Regions from separate parts of the Mus musculus genome. Here region 1 is linked to region 2. A link is a loop called in an ENCODE intact Hi-C map of the cell type or tissue named here. Cell type or tissue: heart. All regions are shown on one strand. Each heading gives the region's core, and the rest is flanking DNA. Links, peaks and the distances in the headings are about the cores only. Region 1 overlaps Rtn4rl2 (reticulon 4 receptor-like 2). Region 2 overlaps Slc43a3 (solute carrier family 43, member 3).

The links. Hi-C counts contacts between places; a loop is a spot of excess contacts. Peaks named below come from ENCODE experiments on the same cell type or tissue, not always from the same donor. Only the 100,000 strongest peaks of a DNase experiment are listed, where the experiment ranks them.
Region 1: a loop joins it to region 2, with 2.2 times the contacts of the local background. A loop is called at or near these places in 5 of 42 quality-filtered maps.

Annotation. Positions count from the first base shown.
Region 1 is chr2:84,866,379-84,874,733 of GRCm38, forward strand. Rtn4rl2 (reticulon 4 receptor-like 2) reads right to left here. Exons shown (of 3, transcript NM_199223.1): 3 at 5,568-6,317. The coding sequence ends at 5,568. Among named protein-coding and RNA genes, the nearest start is that of Rtn4rl2, 16 kb to the right of the region's middle. In heart, for the core only: CTCF peaks have their summits at 2,274 (motif pointing right), 4,422 (motif pointing left) and 6,026; DNase peaks (open chromatin) are centred at 2,253 and 6,023; H3K4me3 peaks cover 1,222 bases; H3K27ac peaks cover 977 bases; H3K27me3 peaks cover 8,000 bases.
Region 2 is chr2:84,956,754-84,965,166 of GRCm38, forward strand. It overlaps Slc43a3 (solute carrier family 43, member 3), which reads left to right. Exons shown (of 13, transcript NM_021398.3): 13 at 933-1,756. The coding sequence ends at 1,031. Among named protein-coding and RNA genes, the nearest start is that of Prg2, 20 kb to the right of the region's middle. In heart, for the core only: CTCF peaks have their summits at 532 and 4,869; a DNase peak (open chromatin) is centred at 4,798.

The sequences.
Region 1 (8,355 bases), core at 356-8,355, 90 kb before region 2:
AGCCCCAGCCTCTGCCCCGCCCTTTGAGAGGTCCACCGCCCAGGGATGCGTCCCGGGCTCGCTTGCTCCTTCGGAGGGACTGGCTAGAGGCCACGGGGAACCGCCTGGGGCTCAGGGGTTAATGGGGCTGCGATCCGAGGGACGAGGGGGCGGCAGGAAGCGCTCTCTGGGTTGGGAGCGAGTTCAGGGATCGCAAACAGCTCTGGGGAAACGTGTTAATTGGAACTTTATGCAGATGAGCTGGGACTGGGGGCTGCCGGAGAGAACAGGTCAGAAGGATGCTGGACACAGCTGAATCCCCGCGGGTGCAGAGGGCCCTGGTTAAGGAGGTGACACACACGAACCTATAGATTCCTGGGATTCACCCTATAGAGGCATACTGGTCTTGAGGAATGAAACGCTTGCTCTCTGGTCCTTCTCAGAAAACTAGCGAGGGTTTGTCTGTGATTGTCCTTCTCTGAATTTTGGGTCCAGCAGTGCAGAATCTCAGGTGGCCATGGGTGGTCATACCTGCATGTGTTAAAGTCTTGCCCCCGGCTACTTCCCAGACTCATCTTGGCCACCTCCCACCCCTATATGACCTGGATCCCTCTTTTTTCACTCCTCATAGTATCTGTCTTGTGTTTTTGTTTAAACAGGATCTCAATTTCTAGCTCAGGTTAGCCTGGAACTCCCTATATAGCCCAGGCTGGCCTCGAACTCATTGCTATGCTCTTGCCCCACCCACCCTAGTACTGGGTTTACAGGCAAGCACGTCTGTCTCTATCATCCTCCATCTTTTATTTGTACCCACTGTCTACACAGAATTCTCACTCACAGCTTCCTCCATGTGTGTATGTTTGGGGAGGACCTCTAACTTTCTTTTGCATTGCTGCCTGCTCCCCTCTTTCCTCCCCTCCCCACTCACAAGATTCTCAGTCTTAAGTGCACTTACAGTAGCTCCCCGCTTGAAAAAAAAGCAGATTCCCGCACCCCCAGCTATCTGATTCAGCAGCGGTCGGTTGGTCGGTCGAGGGGGCTCAGGAACCAGCTTCCCTCCTAATCAGATAAAACGGCCCTTACCTTTGAAACACAGTGCAAAGGCTAAATGGACTGAAAAAAATAGGGACCCAGTTCCTTCTACAGCCCCCCCCCCCCCCCCCCCCCGCACACTATGGCTGTCTCTGGTGTGATGATATCTGGCCTGGAGAAGATGCCAGGTGGAAAAAAAGAAAGCGGAGGCAACAGGGAAGGGGGAGGGGAAGAATCCGAGATAAAAGGGTGAGTCTGCCCCTGGCTCTTCTCTAAGATGGCCCCCTTTCTCTCCTGCCCCACCTCAGGGTTCTCCCCTCTTTTGCCCCATCTCTACTTCCCCACTCATCAGCTCTCTACTGTTGACTTTCTGATCCACATTCTCCTCTCTTCTCATCTGTAGCTCCTGGGAGAAATTTGAGGCTCAGGCTTTTTGGAGGTGACTGGAGACAACAAAAGCAGTTGGAGCCCTACCTTCAAAACAAAGAGGCAAAGCCACTTCTAGGGGTGGAAGAAAAGAAGATGAGAAGAGACAGGGCTTGTGGGAAGATGGTGCCGACAAATACAGGCTATTTCCCCTTTCCTGCGACCTGCTGGATGCTTGCTCCCCAACTACAACTCAGTTATATCAGAGATCTCCCCCACCCAGATGTCCAAACCAACAATACCAACAAAAAGGGATATCGGGAGAAGTAATTTGCCAAGGTCACATAGCTAGGAAGTAGGAGAACCCTCTACTACCCCAAACCACTTTCCTTGAGCATAGCGATCCCAGAGTTCCCTCTCTGGCCCACTCCCCAGGAACAGTGGGATAGACAAGGGCGTCTGGTACAGAAGGAAGGAGATGGATGCTCAGGTTTCAGGACATCTGACAGGTTTGGCTGGAAGCATTAAAAATTCATAGAGAAACCTGACCCCAGCTGGACCTTGGGCCTGCCACCTGGTCTGGCTCTGCTTTTGTGGCCTTTCAAAAGTTGTTGGCCAACTTTCCCTTCTAAAGGGTCCTGGAAGCCCCATTTTTTTTTCATGTTTTATAAAAGAGCTCTCTAACAGATTAGAGATCTAAAGTGGGGAGCCAGCTGCTCAGAAAACCGGGCTGAAAACACCCTCACCCCCAGTCTGAGTGAAAGAACCTGAGAAGCTTAAGGGCTTATGAAGCTTGTCATCTGGCGTCCTTCTACTCCTCTCCCCAGGAGACTGCATGCTCACTCGGCAGTTTGTGGTGACAAAGCCTGTCTGTGCTTCCCGTGACGGCCAGTAGGGGGCAGCCATCCTCTGGGCTACTTCATCTCTGTAGTTTGAAGGGCAATGAAAAGAGCCCTGCCTATGGGCAGGAAGGTGCAGCCTCGGCTTTGAGGAAGAGCTCTGTAGTCTGTTATCTGAGGAGGAGCAGGGAGGAGTTTCCTAGTTTGGGGGAGATGAAAGAACTTTAGGGAGCACTGAAAGTAGATTTCTGGGTTTCTAGCATACCAAGCCAGGTGGCCACAAACATTCAAGCTTTAGAGAAGGCTGGCTGTTGAGGCTGGCTGTTGGCCATCAAGGCAAGGAGGTTTGAATAGCAGCTTCTTCCTGACAGAGAAACTCCTCTGATCCCCGGATGAGGTGTTTTACCTTGAGTCTGAAGGCTGTGGGGGAGCCACGATAGGTTCCAGAGTGACATAGTGACACAGTGTACAGTCTGGCCAGATGAGGTCTGGTAACTGTGGGCAGGCTGGGTTGGAGGGTGGGAGTGTAGAAAAAGCTGAGTAGAGCTGACTTCCCTTTTCATTTATATTCTAAGCATGAGGTAATGAGCTTCAGCAGGGAGGTGGTAGGGGCTAGGAAGGAGAAGATGGACAGGAGCCAGGAGGGGGGCTTGGGAACTGACTAGATGGAGGAGATTAGAGAAGGGAGGAGCTAAAGCCAACCACACTGGGTGTCTGGGGGAAAAAAATGAAGCATGCAGAATGGGGACACACTCACAGAATGTGGGAGGTGAATGGATTTTGTTTCTTTCAGGAGTCAGGAATGGATGCATTCATTCCTGGACCCTCTGGCCTCAGTTTCCTTATCAGGACATTGGTGGGGGTTGGGATACACAGTCTTGCCCATCTCTTCTATTTTGGGGTATATGGCTCACAGCTGTCAATCTGGATTGTTTGGAGAAGCTGGGGATCTGAGCTTGTGAGATTGCTGAGGGTGGGGATCTGGATGAGAGAGAGGGTGTGGGTCTAGGTCCACATATCTGAGGTGCATCTGCCTGTTTGTGGGACCCGTGGGTGGCTGGTGTGCTTACACTTGCCGAAAAGCTCCATTTTGTGTGTGTGTGTGTGTGTGCGTGCACGCGCGCGCACAAGCACGCGTGCTTGAGTGTGAGGGAGAGCTAGAGAGTGTGAGTGTGCACGTGATGGGCGTCCCTTGGTCGGTCTGGGCTAGCAGTGGCTGTGGGGCGGGGAGTGGGGAGCAGTATTGCTCTAGGCTGCTTCCTGAGGCCCTCACACACTCCTCCTGCTCTCCTTGTTCTGAAATAGCATCTGGACCGAAGGTCCATGAATATTTCACAACGATAATTCTGTGACCTGGACAGCCTGCCTCTGATTTACCAGCAGACTCCCCTCCCCTGCCCTGGCCCAGCAGCCCCTCCTCCAACACAGCTCTTTCCTAGCTCACATCTCCCTTTACCTTACCTCCACCCCCTTCATCTCCCAGTCTCCCTCATGAGCTTTCTCAAAGCCAGCCTAACACAGGCCCTTATAAGACCCTGAGCCTAGAGCTCTCCAGTTCTGACCTCTGTTCTCATTGGTCTCTCATCCATTTCACATTCTCATCTAAAGTCCCTCTGCTACAGGCTTTGGAGACCAATCCTCCCTGTGTCTACCACCTCTTCCAATCATCCATGCACATCACTGGTCAGCCTTATAGAAGTAGCTCAGTCCTGAAACCCTAGCACCCGGGTCTCTCCTGTTCTGCCATTCCCACCTCTCAGCTTACATCCTTAACTCTGGATCCTAGATCTTTTCCATCTGATGAGTCTCAAGGCTAAGCCTTGAGCCCTGCCCCCAGCCTCTTTACTTGCCCAGGAGAGGGAGCTCCCAGTCACATTGCAGTGTAAGGCAACCCAACTTGAAATCTTGGTCTCTTGATTACCTTAACCTCTTAGCCTCTTGTAATCTGCTCAGAGAACTGCTTCCTTGGCTCGATCCACCTATGAAGGCTTCTATCTCACTGGAGCAAAGAGAGAAAGACCAGATGGCTGTTGAATACTTCATATGGGGGGGCATTCAACAAAGAAGGCAAACACGAGCTGAAATCTACTTTTAGTTTCTGCTCTTTCAGTCTTCTGTGGTGTCATTGTGCTCTCCTGAGGAAGACCTGCCTTTTCCAGAGATGCCCACAGCCATATTTAGGCTGTTTGTGACCTTGGATATCTAAGTTACAACGCCTCCTGGTGGGGACAGTGGGAGCTGCATTTCTTTCTTGGAGACCTTTTAGCCAGGCACCTCCACTCCTTGCTCAGCCACCAAACACTTCAGGGCTGGTGGTAGCTGCTTCTCTTGGGCAAATTGGTGCCACCAATACACATATCCAACACCCAGCTAACTCAAGAAACAGAAGGTTTGGGGGGATCAGAATGACCTTGAGGCCCAGGACAGGGGACGTTGGTGTGGCAGGAAATACTGGTGGCTTCTCTTTCAGGTCTAAGTACTACTTCTGCTTTTGAAGTCTCTTTTTCGAGACAGGTTTTCTCTGTGTAACAGCCTTGGGTGTCCTGGCACTCTCTTTGTAGACCAGGCTGGCCTCGCAGAGATCTGCCTGCCTCTGCCTCCTGAGCGCTGGGATTAAGGATGCATGCCACCACTGCCCCGCTGCCTTTGAGGTCTTGAGGAAAAACAAAAAACAAAACAAAACAAAAAACAACAAAAAAAAATCTTACAGGAGATAAAATAATAGAATTTTTTAATAAATTTTCCCCCAAACAATTTCTTTTGATCTTCACCACACAGGGGCCATGGTGGAGAGGAAACTCTGTCCAGGCACCCTAAAAAGTGTCCTGGGTAGACTTAGGAGAAAAGTATTCCTCCCGTGTCAGGAGGCAGGAGGCTGAAGGGATCAGGACAAGCAGGGTCCAGGGGCCGCCTGGGCCTTGCTGAGACATCCCTCTGATCAAGGGAAGGAGGAGAGGCTCCCAGCGGGAGCTTTCAAAGGCTCTGCTGGTGGAAGGTGCTCTGCAGACAAAAGCCCCTTCGAGTCCACTGTGGGGCCCTTGGAGAGAGGAGCAACGGCTGCCCGGGGTGCCAAGTCCCAGCCTTGGGATGGGGGAGGAAGAGTTAATGGCTAGAATCAGGGCGAACGGAGCCAAACCACCTTACACACCGTCTTAAGGGCTGCCATACTTAAGTCACAACAGCCCAGAAGGCAAATGAGGCAGCCTGGTCCAGGGGAAGAAAAAGAGCGAGGAGGCCTAGGAAAGGTACCAGGCCGGGTCGCAAACAAGAGGCGAAGATGGAGCTGAGGCTCCTTGGGGCAGAGAAGGGGAGCGGGGCCAAGGCGTGGCCTCTTCCGTCTAAGCACCGCAGTCAGAGGTGATGGAGCGCCAGGGGCAAGAGGCAGAGCAGAGGGGTGCGCAGCCCGGCCGAGAGCGCGGGGCCACGCGAGTCTGCGGGCGCCTGGCACGCGGCCCCGGGACACGTCTGCTCGCCCCGCTGATCCTCGCCGCCGTAGCCCCCCCAGTAGTCGTCCTCGGTGGGCGCGTCCCCGCCCTGGCGCCCCCGCGAGTCCTCGGCGGGCAGATCTCGGTAGAGCGTGGACGGGTCTGCGGGGGGAGCGCCAGCCTCGGCCACGCCGTACAGGTGGTTGGAAGAGCTGTTGCCGCGGGCGCGGCTGCCCGGCCGCGTGGGCGTGGGCGGCGGGCACGCTTGGAAATCGGAGTCGCGCAGCGCGCGCAGGTCCCGGCCCTGGCGCTCGGGCGGGGTGGCGCAGGTCACGTCGGAGCTGGACACCCGCGCGCGCTGGAACCAAGCCCAGAGCGGCCGAGCGCGGCAGTCGCACGCCCAGGGGTTGGCGTTGAGCCGCAGGAACTCGAGCGCCGGCAGGTCGGCCAGCGCCTCTCCCGGCAGCGAGGCCAGGCTGTTGTTGAACAGGTAGAGGATGGTGAGGCGGCTGAGGCCGTGGAAAGCCGCGCGGTGCACGCCCTGCAGCCGGTTCCCGTGCAGCAACAGCCGGTCCAGGCTGCCCAAGCCGCGGAACACGTGCTCCGTGAGCAGCCGCAGGCGGTTCCCGTGGAGGAAGAGGTGGCTCAGGTTGGCCAGGTCCGCGAACAAGTCATCCTGGGTGGGGGATGGAAAGAGAAGAGAGTGGCTTGAGACACGGTCGGGAACTCCACTCGAGGACCTAGGGGAGGGGCAAGGAAGGCGTAATGGCTTGGTGGAAAAGTGGGAAAGGGCTCATGCATCGTATCCCAGCTGTGTAACCAAGAGGATCTCCTGCCTCCCCGTCTTGATTTCTGAGATTTCAGGCTACCAAAACAGTTTAATGTGGTTCTGGGGATCAAACCAAGGGTTTCAAACATGCTAGACTGCATCTTATCAACTGAGTCTGAGCCCTGAACTTGAAATGTACGCATCTTCTAACCTATTTCCTATGGAAAAAGCTACACAATTGAGGTCAGTGGGTCACGTTCCCCAGGGCCACAAGGGACCGAACCCAGTACAACAATGCCAGGCAAGAACTCTACCGCTGAACTGTAGCTCCAGCACCGTTTTACATTTATATTTTGCGACAATCTCACAGAAATGTCCAGGCTGGCTTTGAACTTGCTGCTTAACCTAGGTGATCCGTGAACTTGACATTCCTGTGCTTCAACCTCTTGAGTAGCTTGAATTAACACTCAGTAACACAATACCGGGTTATATCACTGGGTCTTACTTATTTAACGTTATCCCAGCGTGTGTGTGTGTGTGTGTGTGTGTGTGTGTGTGTGTGTGTGTGTACACGCGCGTGTGCATGAGGGCGTGTGTGTACAGAATTTGTAGGAGTGGGTCCTCTCCTTCCATTATATAGGTTTCCAGGATAGAACTCAGGCCACCATGCTGGGTGATTACTTTTCTGATGAGCCATCTTGTCAGCCCTCCTAGGTGAACCTAGATGCTGTCAAGATGGCAGTCAATACTAACCATCGCACAGGGATACCACCTCACCTGCCTGATTCTTAGCTTTAGAGTGTATCCCAGTCCCTGTCAGATGCTGGGAACTTCCCAGTGCTTGCTATCTGGCAGGTGTGGGGGAAGCCTGAGGAGTCTGCCTTCCCTGGAGAGGCTGATGAGTTTGCCTGAAGACCATGCTTGCAGTTTGAGAGTCAGATCATGGGTCTGTCATGAACTGACTGAAATGCCTGGGAAAAGCCATTCTATCTTCTGGTGCTTCAGATTCTTTCCGTGCAAAATGTGGTGATGAAATGGATCGGCATGTATTAAGATGCTTGGATTTTAACGTGGGCCGACATCATGTGAGTTAGCCATGCTTGTTAATTTGGCCGAGACAAGTTATTTCTAAGCATGCTTTCTCCTCTGTAAAGTGAAAACGAGTGTTTCTAGCTCTTGGGTCTGTTCTGAGGACCAATGAAGAGCATTCACACAAGGTTCAGGGGGTGGAGTGCTGGGTACAGTTGCTGCAGATAAAGTTTTGATCCAGGGATGAAGCCCACGGGCTCAGGAGATAAAAGCACCAACACAAACCCCAGCTTTTCCTTTACCTAGCTTCCAGACAAGCTGTTTAGTCCCACTGAGACCCTGTTTCCTTAGTATAGAAGGGAAGACAATTCTTCAGCTACCTGAAGGAAGGTTAGATGTTATGATGCTGTTGAGGGTACAGCAGCTAATAGAGGCAGAGTCAACCATCCATAATTCACGGTTGTCATGACAGCAGGGACTCATTTAGAATCCCATCCCATCCCATCCATTTTCCTCTAAGAGAGGTACTCTTTGGGGACTAGTTGTCCTCCTGGCAGAGTTACCCAGTGTCAACTCCACACCCCAGACATAGAAAAGGAGGGAAGAAGCTAAAGTCCCTGATGCACTGTATCACTGTCCCTCTTACACTGTGGGGATAGTCCCTGGGCTGGAGAAGTCATCGTGGGAGACATCCCAGGAGCCATCACTGACTGGGAGAACCTTGGGGTTGTGGCTCAGAAGTACAGGTATAGGTATGTCCATGGGGAGTGGACTCTGTATTTTAATTAACCAGCTTATCAGGGAACCCTTGGTGGTGAGCTGGTGAGCTATAGCTCAGTTGTAGACTATTTACTCTCAGACCCCAACCCATGTACAGTGTGATTTAGGAGGTAGAACTTAGGATCCACCCCTTAAA
Region 2 (8,413 bases), core at 249-8,248:
GGCTAACCCTGACTTCTACCTGAGACTGTGGCATATACGACATTTGTCCGAGGTCTCTGCACGCGGGAGTCAGTGTTCTGATTACTGATGAACCTGCCTGCCTCATTAAAAAGAGATCGTCAGGGTGGAGAGATGGCTCAGTGGGTAAGGGCGCTTGCTAGGGTCCTAGGACCCATGGTGGAAGGAAAGACTTAACTGTTACAAGTTGTCCTCTGACCTCCGCATGTGCTCCATGACACTTGAACACACACACACACACACACACACACACACACACACACACATACACACATAGATACATACACACAGATACACAAACACAGATGTACATACACACACACACACACACACACACACACACACACAAATAAATGTAGTAATTCTTTTAAAGCTCAAAGCATAGAGTAAGTATATAAGTCTGTCACTAGAAGAAACAAGACTATGCTTAGGGCATCAGGAGCCCTAACTCAACATCTAGATGTAGTCTAACTGATGCCTCTCCAGCTTCACACGGGACCTGGGAAAGCTCACTAGTGCCCTCTAGGCCATTGCTTCCTCACCCTTGAAATGGGTTTAATAGAGGCTGGCATGTGGCTTATTGGTAGAGGGCTTGCTTAGCATGCACAGGACCCTGAGTTCAATCGTGAGCACTGACTAAGTCATGCATGGTGGTACATCCTATAATTCCTGTACTTGGGAGATGGATTAGACTTTCAAGGTCAGCCTGAGCCTGTCTTAAGAAAGAAAGAAAGAAAGAAAGAAAGAAAGAAAGAAAGAAAGAAAGAAGCCATGAAAATAAACCTAAAGTCCTTCAGGTCACCTTAATGTCTAGGTAGAAAATAGGCCATAGACCAAGTAGGACTTTGGTCCTTCTGTTGGTGATGGGAGTAACTCAGAGTTGCTGGAGTGGCCCCTCTTTCCTGTTTCCCCAGGTATCGATGGGGCTTGCCATTTTCCTGACATTGGTCCATCCCTTCCTGGTGTACCGTGAGTGCCGTGCTGAGAAGACAAAATCGTCTGTGGATGCCTAGTCCACTCTCTAGCCTCGATGATGCCTTTTCTGTTCATTACTCGACTTTGATGATCCAGTATCTACAAAGACTGCCTCCCCAGGAGAACTGTAATCGGCAGTCATAGTTTTTCTTAAACCACTGCCACCACAAGAAACAAACCAACAAAAACCAAAAAAACAGAAACAAAAAACAAGGCACTCAAATGTCACCTAGGACTTTTGATTTCCAAGATGAGTGGAAATTTCAGTGGCCAAGCAGCCTTCACACCAACCCAAAGCAAAGATTTAGATGAGTTTTTAGTTACTCCCTGCACAGGGCCACAGCAGAGCTCATTGCAAGGGACAGGGAGATATGTCACAGAGTCATGCTACCCCAAAGGACTTGGGATCCAACTGACTGGCTAGCCAGAAAGATTTTGGACAACACTTTGTATCTTGCCTGTGAGCAATGTCTCCTCTTCAGGAAAAGGGCTATTCATTGACTTAGGGCAGCTTTTATATATAATTAGCTTGGGGTTGGAGAGATGGCTTAACTCTTAAGAGCACTGGCTGCTCTTCCAGAGGACCTGGTTTGATTTTTAGCACCCACATAGTGGCTCACAAACTGTAACTGCAGTCCCTCCATGGATACTGCATGCTTGTGCACAGACATATATGCAGACAAAACATCCATACACATTAAACAAATATAATTTCTCTAGGGAATACTTTTATACAATAATAAAGCCTCTATGTTTAAGGCAACTACTGCTTCTACCTCTTTGTGTTTGTATGAGCATGTGCTTGTACAAGTGCACAAGTGTCCTCGTGGGGACTGGGTGCAAGGTGGAGGTGGAGGGATCTGGCTGTACATTGTAGCATGGCAGCCTGACACAGAATGGGGGCACAGGGGTGGGTCAAGCTTCTGGGTCCTTGGATGTGAACTCTGAGTCCCTCCCCTTTCTATACCCTTCAACCTCAGTCAATACCCTGTTTGCCTGACTCATGGCACTAGTTGTATCCAGATGGTCCGAATATAAGTCTCCGTTCCATCAGCAGCTCCTGGGAAAGCCCCATAACTACCGAGTCATAGATCTCTCACTTGCAAGAGATAGTTTCACTCCTGACCCCGAGGGTGACCTCGAGAAGAAAGATAGGTGTGTGTGTGTGAGTACCACTTCTTTATTAACCCAGGACCAGATGTGAGAAGAGCAAGTCGGGAGATGGAGGTGGGCAAGATTGGAAAGTCCAGAACATTCCTGTTTTTTTTTTTTTTTTTTTAATTTTTTAATTTATTCTACCCAGCAAAAAAGGGAAGCTGTAAAAAGGTAACGGGAAGAGAGGGTCAGCTGATAGATTTATTTATCTCTCCATCTAGCCACTCAGCAACGGTTTGCTGTACCTTTACAAGGCATCAGGCGCTGTCTTGGGTGCTGGGGATGTAGGTCGGGATGAACAGACACATGGCTTTTCTTTCTTCCGGTGGGGTGCTGAAAGAATTGTCCAAAGGAGTCTAGGTACCTGGATCTGAAGATGGATACCAGAGTTCAAAGGCATGGTTTTGGCCTTGTTACTCTTCTCAGAAGCATCTAGAGGAGTGGCTTTCAACCTTCCTATATGCTGTGACTCCTTAATATAGTTCCTCATGTTGTGGTGACCCCCTACCTTACAATTATTCTTTTGCTACTTCATAAATATAATTTCACTACTGTTGTGGATTATAATGTAGATATCTGGTATGCAGGATATCTGATATGTGACCCCAAAAGGATTGTGACCTACAGGCTTCAGCCTGTCCTTCAAGGCTCCTTGCAATATGACCCCTCAATCTTGCCTCCTCCCCTTCCATCCTTAGGGAAGCACAGCCCATTCTGTGGACCAAGGGCCCTGGTCTCTGCCTTTGTTTGCTGATTTCTCTGTGTAGGCAGTCAATTTTCTCTGCTTGGTAACCCACTGTGTTCAAACTAAAAGAAAATTCTTCCTTGGGCTTTCCAGCAGCAGGGAGTCGTAACACTTGGTCACACCTTCCTTGGTGACCAACATCAGACTGCTTGACTTGGGCAACAAAACTTTGGCTTGCTGTGTACAGACTGTTAGTTAAAGATTATAGAGCATCTTCCTTAGGGTTAGTTACCGTTGCTATGATGAAACACTGTGACCAAAAGCAAGTTGAAGAGAAAAGGATCTATTTGGCTCACATTTCTACATAATAGCCCATCATTGAAGGACAGGAACTCAAATGGGGCAGGAATCTGGAGGCAGAAGCTGATGCAGAGGCCATGGAGGGATGTTACTTACTGGCTTGCTCTTCACGGCTTGCTCAGCCTCCTTTCTTATAGAACCAAGGACCACCAGCCCAGGGGTGGCACCACCCACAATAGGCAAGGAGGCTCTCTTCCATCAATCACTAACGAAGAAAATGCCCTTTACCTGGATCTTATGGAAGAATTTGAGATTCCCTCCCTTCAGTTGGTTAGACTGTGTCAAGCCAATGTAAAACCAGTCAGCATGTAGAGCGAATGGCCATTGGATGAATGATTTTCCCTTGTTCCAGCCTCATTGCCAATTGGAAGGAAAGAGGAATAGCAGGTAGGAAGGTTTAAGGTGAAATGGGGTGCACTGGGAACTTCAGCTCTGTCACTTGTCTGTATGGCCTTGGATGGCAACTTCACTCCCACATCTCATGTCTTTCGTTGTTAATATGGGAGAAAGAGACTTGTCTCCCTGGGTTGTTGCTAGGGATAAGAATTAGGTCAAATACATGGCCCATAGAAGCTCCTGACAAGCACAGCTAATGTTACAGACAACATGCTAAAGCTCTAAAGACATCTAAGGTCTATCAATGGGGAGTGGGCAATCAAAACATACTCATAAAATGGAATATTACTTGGTAATAAAAACCAACAAAATAATAACATTCCATAATGTGGAGGAACTTGAAAGATTATGCTAATCGTGAGAAAGCCCATGAGAGAGACTATGAGTAATATAATTGATCCACATTTGCATATTAATGTCCTGAATATGCAAATCCATGGAGGCAGAAAGCCTACTAATAGTTGTCTGTGCATTGGTGGGCAGGGCATTGGTAGTGCCTGGGCACGATAGCGTTTAAAGATCATTAGAGCAAAACCAGGTGTGGTGGTACACATATTTAATCCTAGCACTCGGGAGGCAGAGGTAGACAGATTTCTGTGAGTTCGAAGCCAGCCTGGTCTACCAAGTAAGTCCAGGAGAGCCAGAGCTGTTACACAGAGAAACCCTGTCTTGAAATAAAGAGAGAGAGAAAGAGAGAGAGAGAGAGAGAGAGAGAGAGAGAGAGAGAAAGAAAGAAAGAAAAGGGAAAGAAAGAAAGCAGTCATGGTCTACACATGACCTTTAAACCTAGCCTTCGAGACAGATCTCTGTGAGTTTGACAGCTTGGCCTTCATAATTCCAGGACAACCACGCTAAGCTACATAGACTCTGTCTCAGAAAACAAAATACCACAAAAATAGATCATAATAATAAGAATTGTGGGAGGTGATGGCACTGAGTTTTATACTTGAAATGAATATGTGAGATATGAATATAAACAATAGAACTTCCATTTTAAAAAAATGCTTGGAAATTCTGAGACATGCAGAAAACACTCATTTCCTGAGAGTTAGAAGTGATTCCTGGGAAACTAAGCAAGAAAGAAGTGAGAGCAGACTTCCTCCCCTGGGACTCTACGTAGAGCTCTGTCCCTGGGCAACCTCGTCCTGGTGTTTCATAGCAGGAAGCCATCAGCACAGGGTTCACAGAGTTTGAGTTGACTCATTGCACTTTCATTTAGTGCTGGACTTCAGCCACCAGCCTCTGGCAAAGAGCAGAGGCAACTGTCCTCACTAGGCCCCATGGTGAGCCTCCACTAGGGGATAGTACTATTCACAGGAGGCTTACTTAGCAGTTGGCTTAGGGATTTGTATGGTGTTCTCCTGAGGCCTGTTTGGCCAGAGAAGTGTATGTAATCAGTCCTATTTTATAGGTTAAAACCAGTGAGCTTATCAATGTTTATAAGCTTATGAAACATTTTATAAGTTATTAACCAGTGTCATCAAATAGTCACCGAAATCACGATTTCAAACATCTGTTTATGATGCTATCCCGTGGCTATGACTCCCCGTATATTCATCCATCCTGTCACTGGGTATTATGCCCTTACATATATTCTGGGGGTGTTGTGCCTCTACTTTCTTTCTGCTGTCAGCACAAGGGTCCCAGACCACCTGGCGTCATAGAACAGTTTAAGTAAGCAGACTAGAGAGTGAGGAACAATAGAAGTCAGAGAGTGGCCAGATGTTGTCAAGTCTCAGCAAAACTGTCACAAAGGGAGTTTCCAGAGAGTGATGTATAGAGACAAAAAGTCCCCAAATAAAAGGACCAAAAATAAAAAGGAAACTTTCTAGCAGTCAGATCCCAGGGACTTGTAATAACTTATTCAGGCAATCAGAGCCTGACTCCTACTGACCCCTGGTGCCTCACCTCAAATGGTCTCCGAGTAGGACGGGGTATTATGAGATTTACTCTGTAACAAAATAGAAAGCTGCCTCTTGAATTCTATTCTTTTTTCCCCCAAAGATTTACTTATTTATTTTATGTATGTGAGTGCACTGTAGCTGTCCTCAGTCACACCAGAAGAGGGCATTGGATCACATTACAGATGGTTGTGAGCCACCATGTGGTTGCTGGGAATTGAGGACCTCTGGAAGAGCAGTCAGTGCTCTTAATCACTCTCCAGCCCTTGAGTTCTATTCTTAACTACTATCAAAGAGCCCTATTCCCTCTCAGGAACAACTCTGTCTCTGTCTCTGTCTGTCTCTCTGTCTCTTTGTCTCTCTCTGTCTCTCTTTCTCTCTCTCTCTCTCTCTCTCTCTCTCTCTCTTTCTCTCTCTCTCACACACACACACACACACACACACACACACACACACACACACACACCGAGGGGGAGAATGTCTGCTCATTATTAAAATTGTTGTGAATGATGAGCCTGCTCAGTGGGTAAGGCACTTGATGCCGAGCCTGATGACTGGGGTTTGATTCTTGGGGGACCCACATGGTAGGAGGAGGGAAAGGACTGTTGTGAGTTGTCCTATGACCTCTACAGTTTCATGCCCCACATGTACACAAACAATCAAATAAACAAACAGTTTAAACTTTTATTTCACTTCTGGTCTGGTGCATGGTTTCACCATGCTGCCTCTGGCTCATGGTTCCTGTCATGACCCGATGTGCATCCCTTAATCCTCATTGATTATCTGATGCTAATTTATTCAGCTGAAGGTACTGCATGTCAATGCCACAGTACTGACAACACTCTTCCCCAGATTCAGTGCTTTGGGCAGACGAGCCATGTGGCTTTCTTTCTTTCTTTTTTTTTTAAGCTCCCTTCTCAGGAGACAGTAAGAGGCCCTCCCTTTAACATTCATCGTTGCTATGACATTTCTGTCCACTTCAAAGCCTGTTCCTGTGTTTTGTTGACCGATAAAGAGCTCACAGATGGGACCTCTTTGCTTCTGGGCATACAAGCAGCCTGTGTGGCTTCCCACAGTGAGGCTCACACACTAGCATGGTCTTAACGTCCTGGATTATGGCCACCCATACCAGATCCCATCCCAGAGGTTTTAAGTTCTGTTTTCTAACCCCAAACATTTGTTCATGTCTCCCATAACAGTTTGTTTCCTGGGTCCAATGTGTGTGTGAGAAAGACTCTAGGCGTTGCAGGTTTCAGCAGTGACCTTGGGGGCAGCAGTGTGGGGGTTGTGGGGACAAACCCTTTCTCACACCACAGTTCACATTCCCCAGATATAGGGGAGATAAAAATTCTGGTAAGTTTTGCCACAAGAATGAGAAAGAAATTATGGGAATTAAAGACTCAATTTGCCTTAGGCTCTGGCATTGGAATCTTGGAGTTCTGGGGCTGTGGTGCATGGCACCCTCCATTTCTTCACTGTAGAATGACAACAGGAATCTGTCCTGGAGCTGAGGAGCTGTGGACAAGGAGCTGAGGCTTCTTGGCATCTGGCTGATGCTAACCTCTACACCTTCCTCAAGGGAGAAGAATCCACACTGAGGCACGGGGAGAGTGAAAAAGTGGGGAAGATGGCTTTTTAGCAGGAGACAGAGGCTCAAGGAACGGTAGCAAAGGCTGCCCCTAGCATCTGCACACACTCACAAGTCTCAGTCTTCTGTCTCTCTTTGCCTTCCCTTCTTTCCACCACATCCTTAACTCCATGCAAAGCTTCCTTAGGAAGCTCTGGGGACGGTGGCCTCCCTAGAATGGGCACCTGTCCTAGACGTTTACACACAGTTCAGTCTGTTTCACCCAGATGCCTGACAACAGTTAGGTGCAGCCACCCATAAAGTTAACTTTACTAGGTGAAAGAGTACTGGTGCCTTGTGCACACTCCCCAGAGAAGGATTTGGTTAGAATTGTCAGGCTGAAACCTGCCAAGACCACACTTTTTTTTCTTCCTTCCTGCTATCTAGTTAGCTTGCATAGCTCATACCCAGGTGCAGATCTTCTAATTTAAATATTCCCCGGTCTGCTCTTTCTGACCCTGTTGCTCTGACCTAACACTCAGTTTTAAAATTACATGTTTACTTATTTATTGTGTGGGGGAGGGGCACGGGTTACAATGTGCACGTGAGGTAACTCCGGAGGTAGGTTCTCTTCTTCCATCTGTTGGTTGGCTCTTTCTTCCTACCTTGTGGGGATCAAACTTAGACTGCTAGGCTTGGCACCTACCCACCTTTCACATTTGTTTTAACCCTAGCATTTCTTTTAACTGTAACATAAAGATGAAGCGTCACAGGAAACCTCCAGCTGTTCAGAGGAGACTTGGCACACCGTACACAGACCACCTGCCTGGCCACAGGTGTGTTGATCATGGCTCCAGATGTTCTTGCGGTGACAAGGGAAGAGCAGAGAGAGGACATTTAAGTCCTGCTGGAGTCTGGAAAGCCACCACCTTAGGTTGAGGTGGAAAACCACCCTGTGAGCCTTAGCTCAGGGTTGTTTCTGCCCAGTGAAGTAGAGCACACTCTGCCCCACTGCTTGCGATGGGAAAACTTCAAAATGCAAAAGGAAACAACAGACTCCCTCATTATCCAAAACCTTAAGCTAAAGTCAATGAAAATATCAATCTTCATATTCATTTTTGTGTGTGTCATGTTTGTTTCTCCAGCAGTCAATGTGGAAAATTCAAATGCACAGAAATATCAGTACTTGGGAGAGGGCTCTTGATTTCTCTGGAGCCCAGGGGGTGGAGAGGAGAGAGCTGTTCTCACGTCCTCCGGCCAGGTGTCCTTGAGAGTTAGACAGCCATCTGGTTTTTTTGTTTTTGTTTTTTCTCCTTTATGCTTGAGAATGGAGGTTATCATGCCTACTCAGTGAGG